Regions from separate parts of the Mus musculus genome. Here region 1 is linked to region 2. A link is a contact called in ENCODE Hi-C data. All regions are on one chromosome and are shown on one strand. Each heading gives the region's core, a stretch centred on a gene start or an enhancer-like site at or near the end of the contact. The rest is flanking DNA. Distances are from core to core; before and after follow the strand shown. Region 1 overlaps Notch3 (notch 3). Region 2 holds the start of Glp1r (glucagon-like peptide 1 receptor).

The links. Hi-C counts contacts between places; a loop is a spot of excess contacts on that map.
Region 1: a loop to region 2 is called in a map of T-helper 1 cell, with 4 times the contacts of the local background. The contact joins the enhancer-like site here to the promoter of Glp1r in region 2. A Hi-C loop is called at or near these places in 2 of 37 maps with a recorded cell type or tissue (T-helper 1 cell and T-helper 17 cell).

What each region holds. Positions count from the first base shown.
Region 1 is chr17:32,121,260-32,125,078 of GRCm38, reverse strand. It overlaps Notch3 (notch 3), which reads left to right. Exons shown (of 33, transcript NM_008716.3): 32 at 700-797; 33 at 2,219-3,819. The coding sequence ends at 3,259. The region is part of intron 1 of Gm38585 (a long non-coding RNA gene); the gene reads right to left. Among named protein-coding and RNA genes, the nearest start is that of Gm38585, 10 kb to the right of the region's middle. Within about 2 kb of position 2,344, at least 1 of the 3 ENCODE cell types and tissues checked has a DNase peak (open chromatin) inside an H3K27ac peak, as active enhancers do.
Region 2 is chr17:30,899,278-30,903,353 of GRCm38, reverse strand. It overlaps Glp1r (glucagon-like peptide 1 receptor), which reads right to left and starts at 1,487. Exons shown (of 13, transcript NM_021332.2): 1 at 1,400-1,487. The coding sequence starts at 1,477.

The DNA.
Region 1 (3,819 bases), core at 1,095-3,594, 1.2 Mb before region 2:
TCTCTTCTCTCTGTGTTGTGCTGTACCCACATGAACATGTGTGGCTTTAGCTTGCATTTCCCTCATGGGAAATGAACCTGGCTAACTTTTCACCTGATCATTGGTCGTACGTAGATCTTCCTTGAGGAAATAATTATTTGGAATTTATTTTGGTGGTGCTGGAGATCAAACGCAGGCTCTTCTAGATGCTACTCAGCGTTCCAGGGCTCAGCTGCACACCTAAGCACCGAGATTATCATTTCTCACTGTTATTAGACTTCATATATATGTTAGAATTGTATATGTGAGCCGGCAGTGGTGACGCACGCCTTTAATCCCAGCACTTGGGAGGCAGAGGCAGGTGGATTTCTGAGTTCAAGGCCAGCTTGGTCTACAGAGTGAGTTCCAGGATAGCCAGGACTGCACAGAGAAACCCTGTCTCGAAAAACCAATTAAAAAAAAAAGAATTGTGTGTGTGTGTGTGTGTGTGTGTGTGTGTGTGTGTGTGTGTGTGTACACATACACAGATCCCATTACAGATGGTTGTGAGCCACCATGTGGTTGCTGGGATTTGAACTCAGGACCTCTGGAAGAGCAGTCAGTGCTCTTAACTGCTGAGCCACCTCTCTAGTCCTTGCCAGGCCATTTTCTACACATTTCTGCCTGTTCTGTAATGGAGAACCTGACATGAGCCTGACACTGATGTTTATCTCCTTACAGGGAAATCTGCCTTACACTGGGCTGCAGCTGTGAACAACGTGGAGGCTACCTTGGCTCTGCTGAAAAATGGAGCCAACAAGGACATGCAGGACAGCAAGGTGAGCCACTGGGGGCCTACAGTGCTACAGCCCCTGAATGTGACAAAGCAGAGTCAGGGAGGAATAAGCCTGTTAGGGGCATCCATCTTGCTTGCAGTCAGCTCTCAGGAGTGGGATTCTGGCCTGAAGGCTGTGAGAGCAAACTGTTGAAGTCGCTGTGTGACATCGAACGCAGTTGTCCCCATTGTGACAGGGGAAGCAGCAGCATGAGCTGCTGAGCTTGAACAAGCCTACTTTTCTTCCTTCCTTCTTTCTTTCTTTTTGAGACTAACTTCCTACCTCAGGTTGGCCTTGAACTCACAATTCTCATATTTCTACTAACTAAATGCTGGTATATGCTCTCATGCCTGGCTTTTTCTTTTTTCAATGATATATTTTATTTTTAAATAGTGTGTGCGTGTAAGTATGTGGACATGAGTTGCAGATATCCTTGAAGCAAGAAGAGGGTGTTGAATCCCCCTAGAGCTGAATCTATAGGCAGTTGTGAACTGCCCGTGTGGATACCAGGGATGGCACTGAAGTCACCAGGCTGAGTGACAAGTGTGGTTACCCACTGTGCCGTCTTGCCGTCTTGCCAGTCTTTACATTGTTTCCTTCTCTTTTGGAGATCATGTCTTACTGGTTAATTTAGCAAAAGCTGACCTCAAACTCTTGGTGAGTCTTCTGCCTTAGCCTCTCAAGTGCTGGGGTCATAGGCTCAGGTTCTCTCTCTGTCTGTCTCCATCTCTGTCTTTCCCTCCCTTCCTTCCTTCCTTCCTTCCTTCCTTCCTTCCTTCCTTCCTTCCTTCCTTCTTTCTTTCTTTCTTTCTTTCTTTCTTTCTTTCTTTCTTTCTTTCTTTCTTTCTTTCTTTCTTTCTTTCTAAGACAAGGACTCACTTTGTAGACCAGGCTAGCCTAGAACTCAGAGACCCTTTTGCCTTTGTGTCCTGGATGGTAGGACTGAAGGTGTACAGGACCACCAGAACCCCAACAACTCACTTTTTAATCTTTTGTTTTTTTGGTTTTTCAAGATAGGGTTTCTCTGTATAGTCCTGGCTGTCCTGGACCTCACTTTGTAGACCAGGACAAAGAAACTGGTAGAACTCAGAAATCTGCCTGCCTCTGCCTCCCGAGTGCTGGGATTAAAGGCGTGCTTTTTAATCTTTTATAACTCTTTTTAAAACTTTTATAACATCACCATGCAGTTTATTTTGATGACTGGAAGTTTTGATGCCCCTTTAAATTTTGTGCCTAAGGTAAGTCCTGGCCAGATGTGCCTGCTACAGAGAGAGCTTGTTTCTTCAACAGAGCTGGAATCCAAACTCAGGTCCATCTATTTCCAGGGTATCAACTCTTAGTTCTCAGGCTGCCCTAGAGATTAGAAAGCTAGGTGTTGGCCAGAGTGACTGACCTCCGTGGGTTCTGCCCCTCCCCCGCCTCAGGAAGAGACGCCGCTGTTCTTGGCCGCTCGGGAGGGCAGCTATGAGGCTGCCAAGCTGCTGCTGGATCATCTCGCCAACCGGGAGATCACAGATCACTTGGACAGGCTGCCCCGGGACGTGGCCCAGGAGCGGCTGCACCAGGACATTGTGCGGTTGCTGGACCAGCCCAGTGGACCTCGAAGTCCCTCTGGTCCCCATGGCTTAGGGCCATTGCTCTGCCCACCAGGGGCCTTCCTTCCTGGCCTCAAAGCGGTGCAGTCTGGGACCAAGAAGAGCAGGAGGCCACCTGGCAAGACCGGGCTGGGGCCACAGGGAACTCGTGGTCGGGGCAAGAAGCTGACACTAGCCTGTCCAGGACCTCTGGCAGACAGCTCTGTCACACTGTCACCGGTGGACTCTCTGGACTCACCACGGCCTTTCAGTGGGCCCCCTGCTTCCCCTGGAGGCTTCCCCTTGGAGGGCCCCTATGCCACCACGGCCACCGCGGTGTCCTTGGCACAGCTAGGCGCAAGTAGGGCGGGTCCTCTGGGGCGCCAGCCTCCTGGGGGCTGTGTGCTCAGCTTTGGTCTGCTCAATCCTGTAGCTGTTCCCCTCGACTGGGCCAGGCTGCCTCCACCTGCCCCTCCAGGGCCCTCATTCCTGCTGCCCCTGGCTCCGGGACCCCAGTTGCTCAACCCAGGAGCCCCAGTTTCTCCCCAAGAGCGGCCCCCACCCTACCTGGCTGCTCCAGGACATGGAGAGGAATATCCTGCAGCAGGAACCCGCAGTAGCCCCACCAAGGCCCGCTTCCTGCGGGTTCCCAGCGAGCATCCTTATTTGACCCCGTCTCCTGAGTCCCCAGAGCACTGGGCCAGCCCATCCCCCCCATCCCTCTCAGACTGGTCTGACTCAACACCTAGCCCAGCAACTGCTACCAATGCCACAGCCTCTGGAGCCCTGCCTGCTCAGCCACACCCCATATCTGTTCCCTCCCTCCCTCAGTCCCAGACTCAGCTGGGACCCCAACCAGAAGTTACCCCCAAGAGGCAGGTGATGGCCTAAGTTCTTGGATTTGAGGGGTGCTGAAGTGACACTCCTCTATGACTTCTTTCTTCCTCCTTTTTAATCTTACTCTCATCCCTTTCTCTCTGTCCCAGCCTTCCTGCACCTCTCTGTCTTGTAGTGTGACCAAGTTGGTCACCAGCCCAGACCCCCAGTCTTCCTTTATTTATAATGGGTAGGGGCTGACCTTCCACCACCTTGGCCCCCTAAGGGATCTGGGACCTCCTTTTGATCCCTCTCCCTGCCTCAACTTCCTCCCCCCCCTCTTTCTGCTTCTCATTGTCTCACACTCTGACAAGAGTGAGTTATTATTTTTTTCTTTTTTACATTTTGTATAGAGACAAATTCATTTAAACAAACTTATTATTATTATTATTTTTTACAAAATATATATATGGAGTTGCTCCCTTCCCCCCGCTGCAAATTCCTCCAGCGCCCCCGTGGGGCTGAGTCTGTGGGCCCGTTTGGCCAATCCGGACTCTGTGTACTGAGTACACAGATATGACTAGGGCTCCACGTACTGAGTATGTGGCCCTCGTATGTACCAAGTAGCCAGCCTT
Region 2 (4,076 bases), core at 238-2,737:
GGAGGGAGTCTTGCAGGGAGAAGAAAGGAAGGCCTCAAGCTTGGCTCTGTCCCCTCACTCTCAACCTAATCTGCAAATGTGACCCACAGCAGCCTAGGACCAGAAGGCTCAAATCCCCACCATCCTGCCTCACAAGAAGGAACTGAGCAGCGAATCTGCGGTTGTGGCTGGAAAGATCCCAATGTCACCAGGAAAGCCATGGCCTGCAGGGGAACAGAGAGGCAGTGCCAGAGACTGGGAAGGTATCTCTTGGGGACAGTTGGCCCTGGAGAACAGGGAGAGGATTAATCTGGGAAAGGGTTTGGGAGCTGAGACAGTGCACTTCCTGGGGAGGCACCTCTGTCCACAACTCGGTTCTCAGCCAGGGCTGAGGTCTGTGCCCTCCTATGTCAGACCAAGCTCAAACGGATGCAGGCCCACTCCCCAACGGTTAAGCCCTTTAGCTCTGGAGGTGGACACAAGACATGATGTGTAAAGTACTCCCTTCTATAGGAACACTGCCCAGCCTTGGGCCTCTTCTATGCAAGGGTATCCTGGCACATTTGAACAACCGCCCTCCATACAAGCAGCTGGCCATCATGGCCAGGGCAGGAGCCTGGGGCAGGATTCACAGGCAGGTCAGAGAGAGTCAGAGAAGAGCCCACAAGAGTCCAGCTGCGACCTAGTCTTTGGCGACACCAAGGAGGTTGGATGTTCCGGTGACCCTCGGTATTCTTTCTGGTGGGTTATTAATCCAAGGGGGTCTAGGATGGGTATTAGCCGAGTGTATGAGAGGGCCTGGCTGATCCAGAAGAAACAGGGAACCTGCTGCATGTTTGCTGCAGAGGCTGGGGTGGAGGTGGCAAGTCAGTGCCACCTGGGAGGTCATCAGGAAGGACAACAGGCTGCAGGGTCCCTGGGGCTATGAGTCAAAGACTGTGATGAGGTGATGGGAGGAAGCTGCATTTCTACAACCAGGCCCCTTCGGTCCTCTAGAGCTTCCTGGGTACCCCATACACAAGGAAGCCCAGGAGGAGTGCAGGGGAAGGCACCGCAGGGGTTCTGAGTACAGAGGGAAGGCAGAGTGCCAGTGGGTTTGGAAAAGGAGTTGGGAAAGTAATAAGGGACAAAGACGGGTCGCAGAAGTCAGAGCAGGGCAACCCTGGGGCAGCTGGTGCCCTGACAGAGCAGCTGGAGCCGAGAAGTGAGGCAGCTCTTCAGGATGAGGGTAGTCACCTCATGTCCAATCCCCACCTGGACTCCTCAACTCCTCTGTCTCTTCCTCGCCTGAGCCTTGCACTTCCCCTGTCTGGGGTCCCGGAGTTTCTGCTCAAGTCCAGGAGCCCCTCCGCTAGCTCTTGTGCCCGCAGAACACCGCAGCGTCCCCCTCCCATTTGTCACCGGGGTTCCCAGGGCTCACCTGAGGGCGGGGGCCGGCCCTGCCCACCGCCCCGAGCAGCAGGAGCGCCAGGCGCAGGAGGCTTGGGGTGCTGGCCATGGCTGGGCGCTCAGGACTGGGTCATAGCTGCCACCTGCGGAACCGCGCGCCGCGACTGATCCCTGCCGGGCTGCGGGGGGAGGAGCTGGCGTGGGGCCGCCCCGCCCGTCCGCAGGAGGGATCGGGCGGGGTCCCTGTCCTCTTCCGCCTGGGTTTCAGGAGGCCCGGGGCCAGACCGGCCTCCAGCGTCCCGGGCCAGGAGATGTTCGGCGCTGTGCTCCCCGCGGGCTCCACTCAGGTTTAAGAGCCGCAGGAGCGGAGCTTCTAGCTCTGAGCGCCTGTGGTGCCTGCGCCTGGCCAGCTCGCTGCGACCAGTGGAGCCCGCCTCCCACCCCCGCACCCCGATCTCCTCCTGGCTCCCCCTCAACTAAGGAAAGCCACGCCCCCACCGAGTCAGTGCTTCCAAAAGGAAACTGAGGCCAGGAAAGGTGTAGGATTGGTACAAGGTCATAGTGTTGGTCAGACTTCTGGAAAGTATCCCACAAGCTGCTAGTTACTAGGGAAGAAAGATCGGACTAGTTGGGTGCCACCTACTTCCCCAATCCTCTCCTCATCCCAAGCCCAGCCTTCTGGGCCTGCACAGCAGTCAAGGTGGTAGGGATCAGGACAAGAGATCCCAGAAGAGTCCTTAGGGTCCTTTCTATCTAAAACTTTAGAAATTGCAGGGTGAAGAGGGTTGAGGCTGGATTCTGTTTTTCTAGAACTTTCCAAATGTTCCCTGTCCACCCCTTGCTGTCCCTGGGCCTGCTACAATGTGTGCCCTGACTAGCTTACCCTATGCACTTCAGTCTGTCTTCCTACACCACACCTTTGCCCTTGGCTGCAGTACAGGTCGGGAGAGCTCCAGACTCCTACCTCTTCTGTGAGTTAATAAGTGGGACAGGCAAGCCGAGGTGTACCACTAACCTCTTGAGGAAGGCAAGAGGATGCACCCCCCCCCCACCATGAACTAGTATAAGGAAGTTGGGTGTGGCTCTACTCAGCCCTGGACCTGCCTAGGGCTAGTCTGGACCATTCTGGAAGAGAAGAGAGATTGGATGCATAGCTGCAACTCTTAGAGATTACAGAACTTCCCAAAGTCCTGCAGGAAGTGGGTCTATACATCCAGTGCTCAATCCCGCGGAGGGAGACAGCCAAGAGAGGTGCGGAGCGCGCTCCACTCAGAGAGAGAAGCTCCCTTCTGGTGAGCTCTGCCTTTGAGTCCCTTGTTTTAGCCCCAGCCTGAGGTCAAGCAGGTTCCCCCTGTGTGCCACACAGGCTTGGCTGTTTAGCTGTCAGGACCATCCATCCAAATAAATGATCTAACTAGGGCTTTTACGGAAAGCAAAGCTGGAACTTCAGCCCAGGTTGGAGTGAGTAGCCATTCTCTGCTCATCAAGGTCTCCAGATCTTTTCGCTTTTCTGGTACCAGCATCTACCTAAATGACCCGAAGTGGCTCGCTTTAGAACCAATCAGGACATCAAAAGTCCAGCTGCAGGGAAGGACCAGCTGATTGCCCAGAGGGACCTGTCCTGAAGACAGCAATCATCAATTCCCCACCTGCTCATCAGAATTTAGTCACATGGCCATCCCTAGTTTCAAGAGAGGCTGGAAAAGGTACTTTTTATTTTGGGCTGTCACAGGCACAGTTAAGCAATGTACCTTTCGTTATTCTGCTTTTTATAGCTAATAACACCACTCCACAGACTGAGCACTGTGTTTTGTTGTGTTAGACAAGCTCTCTCTACGTAGCCCTGGCTATTCTAGGACTCACTCTGTAGATCAGGCTGGTCTTGAACTCACAGAGATCCACCTGCCTCTGCCTCCCAAGTACTGGAATTAAAGGTGTGCGCCACCACTGTCCAGCAAGTCTAAGAACATTTTGAAGAAAATTTTACTTGGGCTCCTGATTCTGATGTAAAGGTAAAGAACTACAGTCAGAAGCATCCTTCACAGACTTCTGGAGTGGTGAAGGGTATCCTACATGGACCATCAGGGTTTAATATACCTAACCATACTGGCTTTGAGTATGAGGGCTAACCTTGTTTGTCAACCTGAATAGAATCAGCATTCCCTTCAGGGGCTTTCTTGGTCAGATTTTTTGAAATGGAAACCCCCCACCCTAAATGTTGGTGGCATCTTCTGGTGGCAGCCTGGATAAGGAGCATGGCAGAAGGAAGGCTTGGATTTTTGCCTGCTTGTCTTCACTCTTGCTGGCAAGTTCGTCTACTCTACTGTTGCTACTGCCATGTTCCCTTGCTGATATTAGAATAAACTTTAGGCTTTCAGCACAAACTGAAGACCAGAAGCTCTCCAGGAATCCTACAGGCCTTCAGGGTAAACGACTAAGGCCATGACTGTTGAGATACCCAGTCTCATGGACTGAGATTCCAGCATCTACCAGATTCTCAGCATCTCTGGTGTGAGTCAGCCATATATGTATACATATATGTACACACATATATGTATACATTCTATACATTCCATTCCTCTAGAGAACACTAGTACAGAGAGAGAACCCACATCAGAAGTAATCTATTAATTCATGCAACCCTAACTGCATCCACTAACCCATTTACCCCTAACTGAATCTACCAACCCATTCATGACTAATTGTGT